2 separate regions of the Homo sapiens genome follow, and region 1 is linked to region 2. A link is a loop called in an ENCODE intact Hi-C map of the cell type or tissue named here. Cell type or tissue: breast epithelium. All regions are shown on one strand.

The links. A loop is a pair of places that touch in the nucleus more often than their neighbours do. Peaks named below come from ENCODE experiments on the same cell type or tissue, not always from the same donor. Only the 100,000 strongest peaks of a DNase experiment are listed, where the experiment ranks them.
Region 1: a loop joins it to region 2, with 20 times the contacts of the local background. A loop is called at or near these places in 2 of 110 quality-filtered maps.

What each region holds. Positions count from the first base shown.
Region 1 is chr3:97,412,620-97,420,619 of GRCh38, forward strand. All of the region lies in intron 6 of EPHA6 (EPH receptor A6), which reads left to right. It overlaps LOC101929278 (a long non-coding RNA gene), which reads right to left and starts at 2,464. Exons shown (of 7, transcript XR_924240.3): 1 at 2,375-2,464; 2 at 1,433-1,503. In breast epithelium, no CTCF peak of the experiment used is centred here; no DNase peak of the experiment used is centred here.
Region 2 is chr3:97,362,911-97,370,910 of GRCh38, forward strand. All of the region lies in intron 5 of EPHA6 (EPH receptor A6), which reads left to right. It overlaps LOC101929278 (a long non-coding RNA gene), which reads right to left. Exons shown (of 7, transcript XR_924240.3): 5 at 2,014-2,078. Among named protein-coding and RNA genes, the nearest start is that of ARL6, 400 kb to the right of the region's middle. In breast epithelium, no CTCF peak of the experiment used is centred here; no DNase peak of the experiment used is centred here.

The DNA.
Region 1 (8,000 bases), 50 kb after region 2:
GTGAAAATATTATGTATACGTATATATAAATTAAAAATGACAGAGAAGTACATAAAAAGATAAGGATGAAACAGTAATTCAATTTCCTCAGCAATCTGGAAATCTACATATACTATCAAGTTTTGCATTTGTAAGAAAAGAGAAAAAATATAAAGCTATTTTTAAATGATTATTTTCTTCTAAAAAATGTCCACTTTCTGTTAAAGAAACTGTACTGTTTGGAGGAAAGAAAATAATACAATGTGGGATATACTTGGGGAGTCCAGAGGTTATGTTATCTGCAATGGTAAATTATCAGAGATCACAATGTCCCTTTTAAGCATTTGGGCTAATACCCACCAAGAATCAGTGTAGCTTGGGATTATTAGTATTTTTCTTTTCTTTGCTTTTCTTTTTTTTAAGAAAATGCCTTCTGGGGAGTAACAAGGACATAAATTCAAAATTCCTCTAAATTTCTGTTGTAGTTTGGTGAAAATCAAAGAAACAAAACTCACAGACACCACTTTTAAAAAATGTAGCATTGCCATGAATTCAAAGTGCAGTCAGCCTTCAAAAAACTACTCTTCCAGCAAAGAAAAATGTAAATATAATGTTCCTACTTTTGAAAGCCTGTAAACCAAAAAGTGACTGAAGCAGGTCTCAACTGATAGAGGTTTATTTTGCCAAGGTTGAGGATGCGCCTGAGGAAAAAAGTACAGCCATTGGAGCATCTGTGACCTGAGTTTTTTCCAAAGGGGGTTTTGGGAACTTAAGTATTTACAGGGGAAAGAGCAAGCAGGAGGGAGAAAAGGGGAAGGAGGGTAGGAAGTGAGGCAGATCGTTACATTCGTGTGAGGCTCTGATTAGCCCCAATGAATCTACATTTTATGTGTGAAAACAGGGAGTAAAGGAAAAAGTCAATTTTACATTGCCTTGGTTAGTAAATCTACATTTTACATAAGATAAACTAAGCCTTTGAAAAGTGAGTGCAATGGAAATGAGGCTATGATACAAGGTTGTGAAATTACAGTTCTCTGTCTGGGAACTAAAGGAAAGCAGTTTTTGCATGGCTCAGTTCCCAAGCTTTACTTTCCCTTTGGCACGGTGAGTTTGGGGTCCTGAGATTATATTTTCTTTCACAAGCCAAAAGTACAAGGCAGGCACCTAATTTACTATCCCCAAATGATGAAGGACTAAATACCTAAATACCTAAAGATAAATCTTACTAGTTTTTAAATATAAATTTCAAGATAAGAGCTGCAACTAGATTATGTTATCTAACCCTTAGCAAGTTTTTCCTTGATAACTGGCCTTACCAAAGAGTTGACCGAGTCATATTCCCTGGAGACAAATGCAAGATTTGTTCATTTCAGATGCAATTAAAAATGCTACCATATTTGTGTCTATTCCTTAAACAATCATTATTTGGGGCTACAAGTACAAACATACTTACCAAATCATACATTTACTTTTTTGCTTCTGATACTTCTGATACTCTACTGCTACTCCCTTCAATCTGAAAATCTTAATAAGAAAATCTATATAAAATAATGGTCTGATATAGGGTTGAGTTTTGAAATAGGAAAATTAAATTGAGAAAGGCCATTTCCCAATAATTTTTTATATAGATTTGTATTACTTAATATATTCAAATAAATATCTTAATAAAGGCATGGCTAAACACTGAGGCATTCCCCTGCTTCAACCAATTCTCCCAACTCTGATATTTGGCTCATCTTTTCTAATTGTTAATCAGTACACCTCTTTAGAAAGGAATTTCTTTTAGAAAATGCCTTACTTTCTTAATTTAGATAGGTACTTAACACCCTCAAGAAATGCATCAAACCTTTAAAATTTAGAGAAAAAATAATTACTACAAAAGTGCTCTGATACTTAAACTATTACAACGAAACTGTTTTAGTTTATTCCCGCATAGTAACCGATGTATAGTAAGCTGCTTCATTTCCCGGCTCTGCTATTATTATCCTCATTCCTCAAGGGTAGACTTAAGTGTCTTAGATTCTCAAATGAAAGGGAAAAAAACCTAAGTCTGTATTCTGCTTCAAATAACTAGAAATAATTATGAGGCTTCTTTGACCAGATATAATTTTTGCCTTGGAGAGTAAAGCAAAGCCCCTTGCAACAGCCATTATTAATGACACTGATATAATTACTATTTGAAAAAAGGAAATCTGCCCAGAAAAATCAATTGTAAACCACCAAATGTTCCTTGGACTTTTCAGAGAGATTCTATGCCTATTGTCCCTCATGACCTCTCCATTAAGAGACTGGTTGGCTATATTCCTAATGGTTGCCTTCAATTATTTAGAGAGGACTTCTAAGCTTTTGTATTTCATATTAAAATGGCCTGGAGAGCATTTTCTGATTGACTTACTTGCAGAACAGAAGGGTCACTCTGGGGAAAACAGAGTAACCTAGGTGGCTTTGCTCGAAAAAGGTAACTCAGAGTCCTCTTCCATTAGGGCAGTTTATCATGCAAACATTGATTCTCATACAATGAAGCAAACAGTGTATGATGACTTTGCTTTCACTGAAAAATTACAGAAAAAAAAAGAATAGTTGAAAGAGTCATTAGGAGTAGTTATCTGTAATCTAAAGCGAGCTTGATTTGTGCATCTGCATTTATCACCTCTTTTGTTTTTAACTTGCCACATTCTACTTCTCTTAACATTATTCTCAACATTAGTGGATGAGCGTCCTCTTATAATCATGCAATATTAATTAGTCTCCAGTTGTAAGAGATGTATTGGTTTGTAATTCTGTCTTATCTATTCATTGGACACCTTGAAGCTGGTAAAATTTTCTAAAAGATATAGTTGAAGGCAAAATTAGAAATGAAGACAGACTTTATAAAATGGCAGAGAATATCCCAGGCAAGATACATGTTGAGATGAGGGTATGAATTTGTGAAAGGACAAAACAAACTCAAACTGGTCCTGTGTAATGGTCAAAAACTTGACCATATATATCCTTTGATTTAAAAATACTACCAGTTTTTTACAGTCTGTATCAGAAGAGCTTGTTAAAGCACTTGTCTTTGAATTCAGGCATCTGTTTGAAGCAGATCACAAAATGGACATTTCAAATCACAATTCATGAACCGTGTCTGATTTCTATTCCTTTGATAAATTAAATGATCAGTAACAAAATATCTGTAACACATTAAGCTCCCTGAAAAAATTACTCCAGTGAATTAAAACTCAACAATATGCCTGCATTCTGCATTCAGAAACATTGGTTGAATTTGTTTGTTGATTTAGTCAATCGTCTTTTAAAAAGCACTTGAATTTTTTTTTACTTGAGTTTTGCTTCAGAAAAAAATCTAATTTTGTAATTATGGAGTTATATTGTTTGTTGTCAAAATAAATGTTTCTCCATTTCGCCTAATTGTCAGAATTTTTTGGACCAATTTTTAGCCCAAGTATTATAATCTGTGGCATATAAAAATCTAAAACACCTACTTGTTTTTATTATTACAAATCTACACTTCACCTTGTACTAATATTTTGTTTTAATATAGAAAAAAAGTAGAAAGAATAAAAGGAAAGAAAGAGAAGAAACCAAAATGAGTTAAATACCCCTATGTTCCAGCTCCTGAGCTACATATTTTTGTGTCAACCTGACAGCAGATCCAGAATTATTTCCTTCACACCATGCTGTTTCCTAAAAATTAAATCCAAGACTTTTTGGCAATCTAAAGTTATATTAGAATTTAGAGTTAAATGAAATGCTATGATAAAAATCCTTTGTGGATAAAATTTTAAATAATTAAAGAGATGAAACATTTTCATTTTTGGATTAGGCACTAACCTAAGATGGAGAGGTATTTAATATTAATAACTGTGACAAAATGAGAAGATAAGAAGATTCTAGGTAAAGGGAACATAAGTGTGAAAGTCCAAGGTAAGGAACTTGGCAAGTTGAAGGAAGAGACAGTGTTCTGTGGCTTGAATATAGTAAGGAAGGAGAGATGAGCCTGAAACAGTGAGCAGAGGAAAGCAAAGTACACCATTTCTCTCCTCTTTCCCACATTTAACAAATATTTATTGCACACCTACATGTGTAATGTTTAGCACTACAGATTCACATTAGGAATGATATTAAAATTTTTAAACAGTATCATATTTGTTTAAATATGCTTAAGATATAATTAACTCATTGAAAATTTATTTTCTTTCATGATTATGAGTATCTTTATATCTTTCATCAATATCATTTTAACTTTCAGTTATTTTTCCCCAATCCATCATTCAGGAAACTAATCTAGAAAAATTGAGTATTTTATACCTCTCATTCTCTTCTTTCCCTTTTTTAAAGGCTCAGATCAAGGTAAGGCATTTACAAATGTCTTTAACATATTTATAATCATAAAATAATACATTTGATTCATAAGTTTTATTTCTCAAAATATTAGTTTGGAATGAATCCAAAACAAAATATAACACCATTTCAAAAGTTAAAATATTCCAGTCAGCATATGTCCTTGATGAAATGTATTTCTTAAAACAATTATACTCCTGATATGTCTTTCATTTCATTTAAACATATATGTCATTTGCTAAGTAAATATTTTTCAGGGACAAAAGAGAATTGCAAGTGACTGTACACCTTTCTCTGACCATGTTTGTCTCTCCATGTTGGGTTCTAAGTCCTGTTGGGAATATATCTGATGTATCTTTGGCCTCCCTGGAGAAAAGCGCTTTTCCTGACACACTGTAATCATTCAATAAAAATTAGGGAATAAATGATTGTATGAATGAACGATTTCTTACTCCTGAACTCCTACTTTTTCTTTTTTTAATGGAAAAAAAAGTGCTATGTCCAATAGCCTAACTAGAAAGTGACTTATTGGCTTTTATAATAATGCCAGAGTAGGCATTTTGCAAGGCTCTTTCTTTACAAAGTAGGTAGGTATGTGTAAAGCATACTCTTGATGGTAATTTTGTTTTTACAAAACTTAAGGGAGAATTTCAAGGACTTGCCTTCTCTTGTCCAAAAAAAAAATCTGAGCTTGGAGGGGAAAGATGGCTGTCAGTCTGGTGTAGTGAGTTTTCTCTGAGAGCAAATTTCAAAGTGCTCTGAGAACACTATTGTCAGGATCAGAGTCTTGGGCCACTGGCTAGGAGGGAGAATTGATTCTGCGACTTTGGTGCTGAGCTAAGGTACTGAAGGAAAACTGAAGTAGTACCATTCTAGCAGCATACACTGATTTCTTATAGACATAGAAGTAAATCCTATCTAGAGAAAAGCTCTCAAAATATAAGACTCAGACACCACAGATTATGATCAGGCAATAATAACACAATCAAAGACTACCAATTACAGAAAAAAACAAAACATGAGTGAATGAGGAGAAACGATCTGCAACAGATTTAGTATCCCAAGGACTTTTGATGCGTTAAAGAATCATACACAAAACAACTATGTTTGAAAAGTTTAAAAAATAATAAATGCAATCAGGAGATTGAGAAAAAGATAAGAAGAATAAGCAGATTGGGGGAAATTAAACTTATAAAATTAAATATATAATTATAAGAAAAAACTCAATAAATAGATACACAGTCATACACTATATATATTAATATTTATCAGTATATACTAATAAATGATACTAATAATTACTAATGAAAAGACATTTAAAAAATCTAACAATACTGGACTTCATTCTAAGAAAAAGAAAACAGAACAGAGAGCATACAATACTTATATGAATAATGGCTGTGAATTTTCTAGAAGGAAGTATAACATGTTCAAAATAGGAAAAATAACACATATCTAGAAACTTTATTACAGCTGCATAGTATAAAGGGGATAGAGAAAGGGGACATTTTAAAAATTAGGCATATAGAAGAAATCACTGACAAAAAAACATGACAACCAGACTTAAAGCAGCTGTCTTACCACAATAGAAAGTAGACAGTTGAAAATAGTACCCTCACATTTTTCAACCCAGAATGATATATGCCAAACTATTTTTTCAAGAATAAGGGTAAAATATTGGTGTTTAGAGATAAACAAAAAGAGGGAGTTTGTCACTCAAAGACCTACCATAAAGAAATGGGCATAAATAAGAAGGAAAATGATTCCAAAACGATAGTATAAGAAGCAAGATGTGAATAAATAAAATAGTAAACATGTACATAAATCTGAAAAAATACATGTATAAAATAGTATCTTTCAAAAGAAATAAATACAAGATAAAATAGCATGCATGAATCAAAGAATAAGTTGTAAAGGAAATTCAAGTACTTCTAATTAAATGATAATGAAAATATTACATAGCATAGAGTGTGGCATCCAGTATATGCAGGTAATAAATGAACGAGTATAATAAATGCCCTTATTGGAAAGTAATGAAGTCAAAAAATTAATGAACTAAGTATCTTACTTAAGAATTTAACAGGGCCAGGCACTGTGGCTCACGCCTGTAATCCCAGCACTTTGGCAAGCCAAGGCGGGCGAATCACCTGAGTTCGGGAGTTTAACACCTGCCTGACCAGTATGGAGAAACCCCGTCTCTACTAAAAATACAAAATTGCGGGGCATGGTGGCATGTACCTGTAATCCCAGCTACTCAGGAGGCTGAGGCAGGAGAATCGCCTGAACCCAGGAGGTGGAAGTTGCGGTGAGCCGAGATCCTGCCATTGCACTCTAGCCTGGGCAACAAGAGCAAAACTCCATCACAAAAAACAAACAAACAAACAAACAAACAAAACAGAAGGGGTCAGGCACGGTGGCTTACGTCTGTAATCCCAGCACTTTGGGAGGCCGAGGTGGGTGGATCACCTGAGGCCAGCAGTTCAAGACCAGCCTGGCCAACATAGTGGAAACCCCTTCTCTACTGAAAATACAAAAATCAGCCTGGTGTGGTGGCAGGCACCTGTAATCCCAGCTACTTGGGAGTCTGAGGCAGGAGAATCGCTTGAACCTGGGAGGCGGAGGTTGCAGTGAGGTGAGATCTTGCCACTACAATCCAGCCTGTGTGACAGAATGAGACTCCCTCTCACACACACACACACACACAAGAATTTAACAGAAGGAATATAAAACAGTAAGTCCAGGGAAAGTAGGAGGAAAGAAATCATTACCACAAGAGCAAAAGTGAGAAAATAAAAAAACAAAGACAAAATAGAGAAAATCAACAAAACCAAAAATTGAAAAAACTGATTGATTACATAAACCTTTAGAAAGATTGATCAAAATTTAGGTTTCTAAATTCAAGAAAGAAGACACTTAGATGACTGAAGTAATTCAAGTTTCTAAAGGCTGAGAAACTGGGAAGCCGCTAGAAATCAACACATGAAATAACCAAAATGAAGACAAGAAACTTCTGTGTACATTAAAGTAAAAAATGGGTTGTATTACCAAAAAAAACCTGATTTTTAGAATACAGAGGAAAAGGAAAGGAAAAGCCTTCTGAAAAATGTCTTTTTTGTTAACTTTACATGCATTTTTCATGGGTCAATTGATCAACACTAAATATTAAGTTTGAGAATCATTTGTTTATTTGTGTATTCATTCACTGCATGTGATAGATCTATGTGCCAATCTGGGTATTATAAACATCCATAAATCTCTCATATATCATACTTCAAGTTATAATAATGTCACTCGTTCTCTGTGAACCCTTTGATACATCATTCCATTCAATAAACTGTTTATCCTTTGATTCTTAAAAAAAAAAAGATAAAAATTGACCAAAATAAAAGAAACAAGAAACTAAAAACTGGGAAGAAAAATGAAGATATAGTAACAAATATTATAGAGATTGGAAATATAATGAATTTTCCAAGATCAAATTTATGTAAATTACATGTGAAAACTTACACAAACTAGAAAAAACTTCATACATATATTATTTACTAAATATGACTAAAAAGGAAATAGAAAACTTGCATAATTACTTCACTACTAAATAATTGGAATCAGTGGATAAAAACTGTTCCCAACACTAAGAGCATCTGGCTTAGATGGTTTTTAAGTCATTTTTTTCCCCCATC
Region 2 (8,000 bases):
AATGCTCCTGACAAAAAGGAACAAAATCTGTTTGAAATGGAAGTAATTTAATTATTTATAGAATTTAAGAGTAATTTATTATTGTTATACTTTGCAGGTTTTGCTTTTTCTAGAAGTGTAATTTACTTAGTATAAGAGATAATGTGGAGGTGTTAATAAGGTTAAGAACTCTCTACACACAACAACAGTTCTTAAACACCACATGTAAGAGATTTTAATAGAAAACATCAAAAGCCATAATTATGCCACATTGCCCCTGCAATATATATATATATATATATATATATATATATATATATATATATATATATATATATATATATATATAAATCTCAGATGCTACAAAAACTAAAGTAAATTATTTCTACAGTTATATAAGTTTATGTATTAATTTTTTTTTCTAAAATCCTAACTAAGTTTTAAGCACCCATTTGAAATGCAGGCTTATGGGGCAACCACTGGCCTGCAAATTTGAGTACCAGGGTTAGACATCTCACAAATTCCCCCTGGTTTACTTATCTCATTATAAAAGAATTGGGTAGGTTAATAATTAACCTCAAGTCTCTTTTAGCAAATCAATGTTGCAATCCACAGTGGCATGCTAATTTGCTTTTTCATTTTTGAATTTTATGTATTTTACTGTTTAAAAAAGAACCTCTGAATTAGAAATGGAAAACAGTATGGCAACTCTTCAAAACATTAAAAATATAATTACCATATTATCTAGTAATTCCACTTCTAGATATATACCCAAAATAATTGAAAGCAGGGACTTGAATGGTTATTTGTGTACCAGTGTTTGTAACACCAATATTAACAGTAGCCAAAAGAAGGAAGCAACCCAAATGTCCATTAAAAGATGAATGGATAAACAAAGGTGGTATACACATACAATTGAAAAATATACATCCTTAAAACAGAAGGAAATTCTTACACATGCTATAACATAGATTATCCTTAAGGACAGGAGGCTAAGTGAACTAAGTCAGTCACGAAAGGAGAAAGGATGTATAATTCCACTTATATGATGTACCTAGAATAGTCAAATTCATAAAGACAGAAAGTAGAATAGTGGTTTGCAACGGCTGGGAGAGGACAAAATGGGGAGCTCCTGTTTAATGGGTATGAAGTATCAGTTTGGGAAGATGGAAAATGTTCTGGAGATAGATAACAGTGATGGCTACATAGTAGTATAAATGTCCTTAATGTTACTGAAGTGTATGCTTAAAAATAATTTAAACGGTACATTTATGTTGTTTATATTTTACCATGAAAAAAAGAGTTCTGAATTAGTGGGAAATTTTTGAGAAAAATTACGAGGACACAGAGAAAGCCAGAAGGGAGTCTAATTTTAGCAATTATTTTTTAAGGGGATTTTATGCTAATATGGTAGAACCTGTTAGTGTTACCCAAACCAATTTTTTGGAGTTTTAGTTTTTTTTTTTTTTTACATTTGACATAAACAGTAATTTTCTCCTCATTCTGTTATAAGTATTTCAGGAGACATCAAGAAAGCAGGGCAAATTTGAGGTATAGATAAAAATAAGGCAGACAAGTATTCTTTATGTAACACAGTTCCTTAGAATTATGTCACAGCTAGCAAAATTTCAAGGAAAAAAATCTAATCTTCATGATTAGAGTCATGTTTTAAAAGAGTATGCAAAACAGTTACAATATAAAAACATAATTTATTTCTATGCAACTCTGGAGACTTGAATTTAAATGAATATTAATTACCATAGTAACTGTAATTATTCGCCCTCAGCAAAATCAAAGGGAACAATTTCTAAAATAAAAAAGTCCTATTTAAATAATGTGTGATTTATTTTAGAATATGTTTGGAATTTACTTTTAAAAGTACATTTTTAAAACTTACTGATTTCTTAAAATTTAGAAAATTATTTTTTGGCAATAACTTGAAGAGATTAGTGAAGCACAAATTGAAGACTTAAACTTGAGGTGTCTAGGCCTTTTAAAACTATTGTAAGCAACTTTTCCATTCTAAAAACATACCTTCTCTCAGGTTGATTTAGGCTTTAAACAGAAGAGTCAAGATGTTTAAGTTCCAAAAGACTCTGCTGAATCCAAAGGAATAGGAGAATTGCATGTTAACAAAACACATTATCAATAACTTAGTAACTAGACCTGCTCTACTTGATATACAGAATGCAATCACGGAAAATGAAAGATGTAGATATATTCACCCTATAATGATTCAAAAGGCAAATGAATATCTCTTAAATTTTGTGTAAGAAGCTATTATCATAATCATATTCATTTAGAACTTCTACAGTACGATGTTGATTTTACTTAGATACATTTTTAAAGACTTTTAAAAAAAATTGGAATAAAGAGGTTTCAAAGAGATTAAAGCAGTAGATGAGCCTCGAGTTCTATAATATTCTATTTTATTTCTTCCAAATACTACCCTACAGACATCATTAGCAAAATGTTTAAAATATTATGACAGGAAAAATCATAAAGACTTTTTTTTTTTTGAGATGGGAGTCTCACTCTGTTGCCAGGCTGGAGTGCTATGGCGTGATCTCGGCTCACTGCACCCTCTGACTCCCTGGTTCAGGGGATTCTCCTACCTCAGCCTCCTGAGTAGCTGGCACACGCCACCACACCCAGCTAATTTTTGTATTTTTGTATTTTTAGTAGAGACGGAGTTTCACCATGTTGGCCAGGATGGTCTCGATCTCCTGACCTCGTGATCCACCTGCCTCGGCCTCCTAAAGTGCTGGGATTACAGGCGTCAGCCACCGTGCCCAGCCAGGACATTTTTATAGATTACAATTTTTTACTCATCTATTTGCGGTAAATGGACAAAAGCTCCATCTTTGTGATTTTCATGTAAACAATTCCTGACTGAATTTAAATGAAAGGTAACTTTAGGTTTGTTTCCTTGGTTAATTTTTTTCAGTTAGAACTAGTCTGTTTTGATCATCCCTAGGTTAAGGGGTTTGCTTTGGTTTTCAACAACTTTGCTTTGCAAGATGAAAAAGAATCTTACCCTTTGGGAGGAGTAAGATTCAGCCACTCAGTGGAGTAAAACTCTTAACTGCTACAATTCGGATTAAAAATTCATATTGCACCATCAAAATTTCTCTCTCACAACAGTTAGGGAAATATACTCACAATTAAGCAGACTATCTCTATATCAGCCTGAGAAAATTCTGTACGGTATTGTTGTTTTCGCTTATGTTGAGATACCACATAGATTTAAGGTCTTTCTAACTAAAGAAACCTACACATTGTGATTTATTGATCCTTTGTATTTCCCTCTAAATCTAGATATTCACATTTTTTCTGATTTTTTCGTATTCTGTGCAGTTTTACTTTCTTGTATACTAATAAAAGCAATATGTTGGGTGGAACACTTTAATTAATTAATTACTTCAGCAAATATTTATTCAGCATCTACTGTATATCAGGCAGCATTTGTGGTACTGACCACAATGCCCTAAGTCAATCCAGAAGGCAACGTTTAAAATTTTTCAGCTATGGAAGATTTAAGGTTGTAAAACCGTCTTTTAAAATTACATAATAGATTAGATCATTTCAGTAATTAACAGAAGTCCACTGTGGTCATATATACATGTGTGGAAATGCTACCTCTGAGTAGGTTTATTGTTAATACAGTCACTAATCTTAGACTAAATTAATAGCACATCACCATGGAACACACAATTACTGTTTTTTTTTTTCTCACTTCCCTGTGAAAAGAGGGGAAAGAACAAGGATAAGCAATAATCAGACATGATAGTGAGTAAAGCCAAGAAAAAGTGTATGTTTGGAAAACCTTAAAAAAACAAAGCAATTGATTATGATTATGTACTTATGTAGAATATACAAAACCTTGGATTGTAAGTCCAGAAACTTTGGTAAGTGCTACCTCTCGCCCTTGTTTGAAAACGGCATACCCTTAAATTCCTTTATTTCATTGAACTTCTTTTCTGTTCCTATGAAATGAAAGTAAGAAGAGCTGCATTTACTAAGCACTTACCACATGCCAGGAACTATTCTCAGCGCTTTACACGTATTGATTCATTGAATTCTCACAACACTGCAGGAGGAGATATTACCATCCTCTTATGACAGATGAAGAAATAGTGGTAAATAAATTAGGAACTTGTTCAAAGATATGTAGCTGATAAGGAAGGACTCTGAGATTTGAACTCAGTGTGTCTTACTCCAGGACCCATGTTCTTAAGCTGTCAGCGATTTTGTGAGGATACACATAAGATAAAAATAAAATAGCTTTGAAATCTATTGTGTTACATACACTACAGTAATACAGTATTATATTAATGTGTTAACGATTAATACTTTTTCCTTTTTTTATGTGAACCCATTTTTAAAGTAAATAGAGAATAAAGTAGCCCCCTACATCAGCTAAAACCAGGTCACATGCTCAACCCCGGCCTATTCTGCAGCCGTATTGGAGAGAAGCAAGGAGAGCAAGGTCCCAGTATCAATTTCCCTGGCTCACCTCCTGCGTGTTATTTCTGGCTGGTCGTGTCCCTGGGTGGCCGGTGACGGCTTCTTTCGAGGCAGCTTCTCTCTCTCACTCTTCTTTTGGTTTTTTGCCTAACTGCTTACTCCCTTCTCCTAAGTCCGAAGATGGTAACAGTTGTGTTGGGGGGTTGTTTTTATTTATTTTTTTTTTGTAGTTTTCTGTTTCTAGCTTGGAATAAGCCCTGTGGTTCCCCTACAACTTGCTCACACCTTCGTAACCTGCCCCTTTTATAAACTCTTCCTAAATTATCCCAATTTGAATATACTATTTCATATTTGTAACCCAATTGGTATGGTATACTTCCTCTTAGGAAGCATTTTGGGGAGTTTCAGGTTATATTACCAGGTTAATACAACTAGCCAGAATATCTATATTAAATAAAAAGAATAACAAACTATTCCAGTGAAAAGTTGGTCTCTACTTAAGACATATTGTCCTAAAAAAAGTCAATACATTTAAAATATAGAAGGCCAAAAATTAAAAGTAATATAGTCTGTATAACCACAAGCTGACTTCTTCTATCTTCCTTCCTTATGTAACATAACACTACTTTCATGCTTCTTAAATAATTCATTTGTACTTTCACAAGTTCAAGGTGCTGACTTCAAAGCTCAAAATTTACATGTTCTTTATTTGACAACATTACTGTATGTTGATAAACACTGAACCCATCTGGAATATTGCAAGCCTTTCCCTAATAATATTATAAAGAATTGAATGCCAGAAACTATCTTTTGTTCTGAGACAAATGTCAGTTAATCTTAACAGGAAAACCTTTTAATTTCTATGGTCTTAGTTGTGTTTTATTATTTGAGAAAAGAAAATATGCTAGTCTACACAGACATTAAAATGAGAGACTATGTCATTTCTTTTTCTCTTAAAAGGTATTATGTGAATAATTTTGAAACATATTTAGTTATTTATAAATATGATAAAGAAGTCAACAATACTTCATCGTGTATAAATTTATGGAATTTGAAAATATAAATGCTTATGCAAAAATAAATATAGCATTTTGTTTTCATGAACCATATTGCATAACTATTGATTTTCCTTATTAAAATACAAAATAGGTCAACCTATCTATCATAACAACCATATATATGAGTCAAAGCTAATAAAATATATTTATGGTACTTATATTTGCTACACTTATTTATCGAAGAATTTAACCTGTTTCAATGATGATATATCTTCAGAATGAATGAATTAATGAAATAACATTTAAAAGCCTTTTTGAAATTCCAAATTCACCCATTACCCTCTTTAAGAATCTCTAGACAGGCATGTAGGTAAGCATTTATTACTTCATTTATCCATTTATTATTTGTACATATAGGTATTAGGTGCTTATTATATGCCACGCACAGTCCCAGGTGCTTGTGACAATGATCACCACTATGCCCAAGTGTTGGAAACATAAGATAAAAAAGTATATAATGAATAAATAAAGTATTTACTCCTTGTGATTACTATTATAAGGAAAATAACCTGGTTGCTATGACATATAGGTTGACCTGTTTTGTATGCAAAGGTTAAAGAAAAAAGATCTGATATCTAAGTTTATTTCTGAAGAATGAGAATAAACCGGCCATATGAACAGCATTCCAAAAACGAGAAGAAACATGTGCAATGTCCCTGAGCTGGGAAAAGAGTTTTCCATGTCTTAACAGAGTACACTTGTAGTCAGACTACAGTGAATGATGGAACAAAGTGTCATGATATAACAATGAAATTTTGGGCTCCTGGAGGCCAGAACATGCAAGTAATAGATTTGGATTATATTTTAAGTTCTTTTTGGAAGACACTGAAAGTTTCAAATGGGAAGTTACATTAACTCTTTGGAGATGAGTCTAGCAGCTATATTAAGGGGTCAAGTGTGAAAGGACCAGTTACAAGTTCAGTCAAGATGGAAAGGTGGCTTGGACTGGAGTGGTGGCAGTGGACATATAGAAAAGTGGGTGGAGGCAGATGTATTTTGTTAGTAGACCTGACAGGATTTGTTGACAATGGCTTGAATATGTAGGGTTAAATAAAATGTAGGAGTCCTAGTTAATTCCAAATTTTCGACTTTAGCAACTGGGTAAATGGTTGTTCCAGATACTGGCGTGGGGAAAGCTGTGGGAGCCTCAGGGATGACTGGTTTGGTATGAGCTTCTTGCCTTTAACCTGAAATTGCTCTCATCTTGTTTTCCATTCCTTGCTCACGGGACTTCCCTTCTCTTATGTGATCCCTGAGTTTCACTGATTGATACAATGAAACAATTCATGGATGTAATATAATTTATCTGGCTTCTTTATAACATTTATATACTGATAATCAATATATGTCCTTCCTATATTTTGTATGTGGTAAATAATATCTAGACTTATAGCTCCAGTTATTTACCAAATTTAGGAGTATACTACTTTTATTATCAGCCTGCTAATATATAACAGCAATCTACCAGATACAAAAAAATCAAAGTTTTCAATCTTTTATTCTTTCCATAAAGATGGTAGCTTTTAAAAAGCAGAATTCTTATATAACATTTTAGTCCCTACAGAATAAGAAAAAACTTTTTTATTGATTTGGAATTTAAAGAAAAGCATTAATGTGATTGATCTACCTCTGCCCTACAATCTCCACCCTCTCTTCACGTTTTTAGCCATGCAGCATTTACAACTCGTATGGTAGCAAAATCAACTCAAATTGAGGTTTGGGTTTATAATTTACTACTTGTGATAACTGAATGGTTCACAAACAGAGACATTACTGCTTCCATTAATGGAGATGATTTGATTCTTCCAAGAGTAACTCATTTTCCTGAAAATTAGCACAAGAAGAAATAATAATTGCTTCTTCATTCATTCATTCATCTAGCATATAAGCATACTTACTATATGCCAACTGTAGAAATATAAATATAAATAAGGAAAGTCCTTGACCACAAAAAATTCTTGTATAACATGGAAAAAGTATGGCTCAACATGTTTGTGTGCTACTTTTTTCCCCACCTATAAATAGCACTACTATATTATGGAGATATCCAGCAAGTTAGCTGTGCTTTATAATATACACACCATGTCAGGTCAAAGTATATATGAGAGTGAATTTCAGGGTTCCTGTTAGACAATATTCATTAAATGTCAAATAATAACAGTATTAGATTAAAAACTATTGAATCTAAAGGAAAAGAGGAAAACATGTAGTGGCTATAATATATTTAAGGTTTTTTATTTTATTCTATTTTATTGGCTTTAACATGACATGCCCAATTTCATACAGGATGACAAATGAACATTTTCTAGCACCTAATCTGTGCTAAGCTTTGTACTATGTGAATTATAAGTGTTATTTGACTTATATCTTTAAAACAATATTATAGGGCTGCAATTATTATAATCACCATTTTTTCAAAGGAGAATCTAAAGTTCAAAGAGGTGGGAATAAGATTAAGAGTTTTTGCAGGATGATGTAGCTAATGAGAGGTAGAGC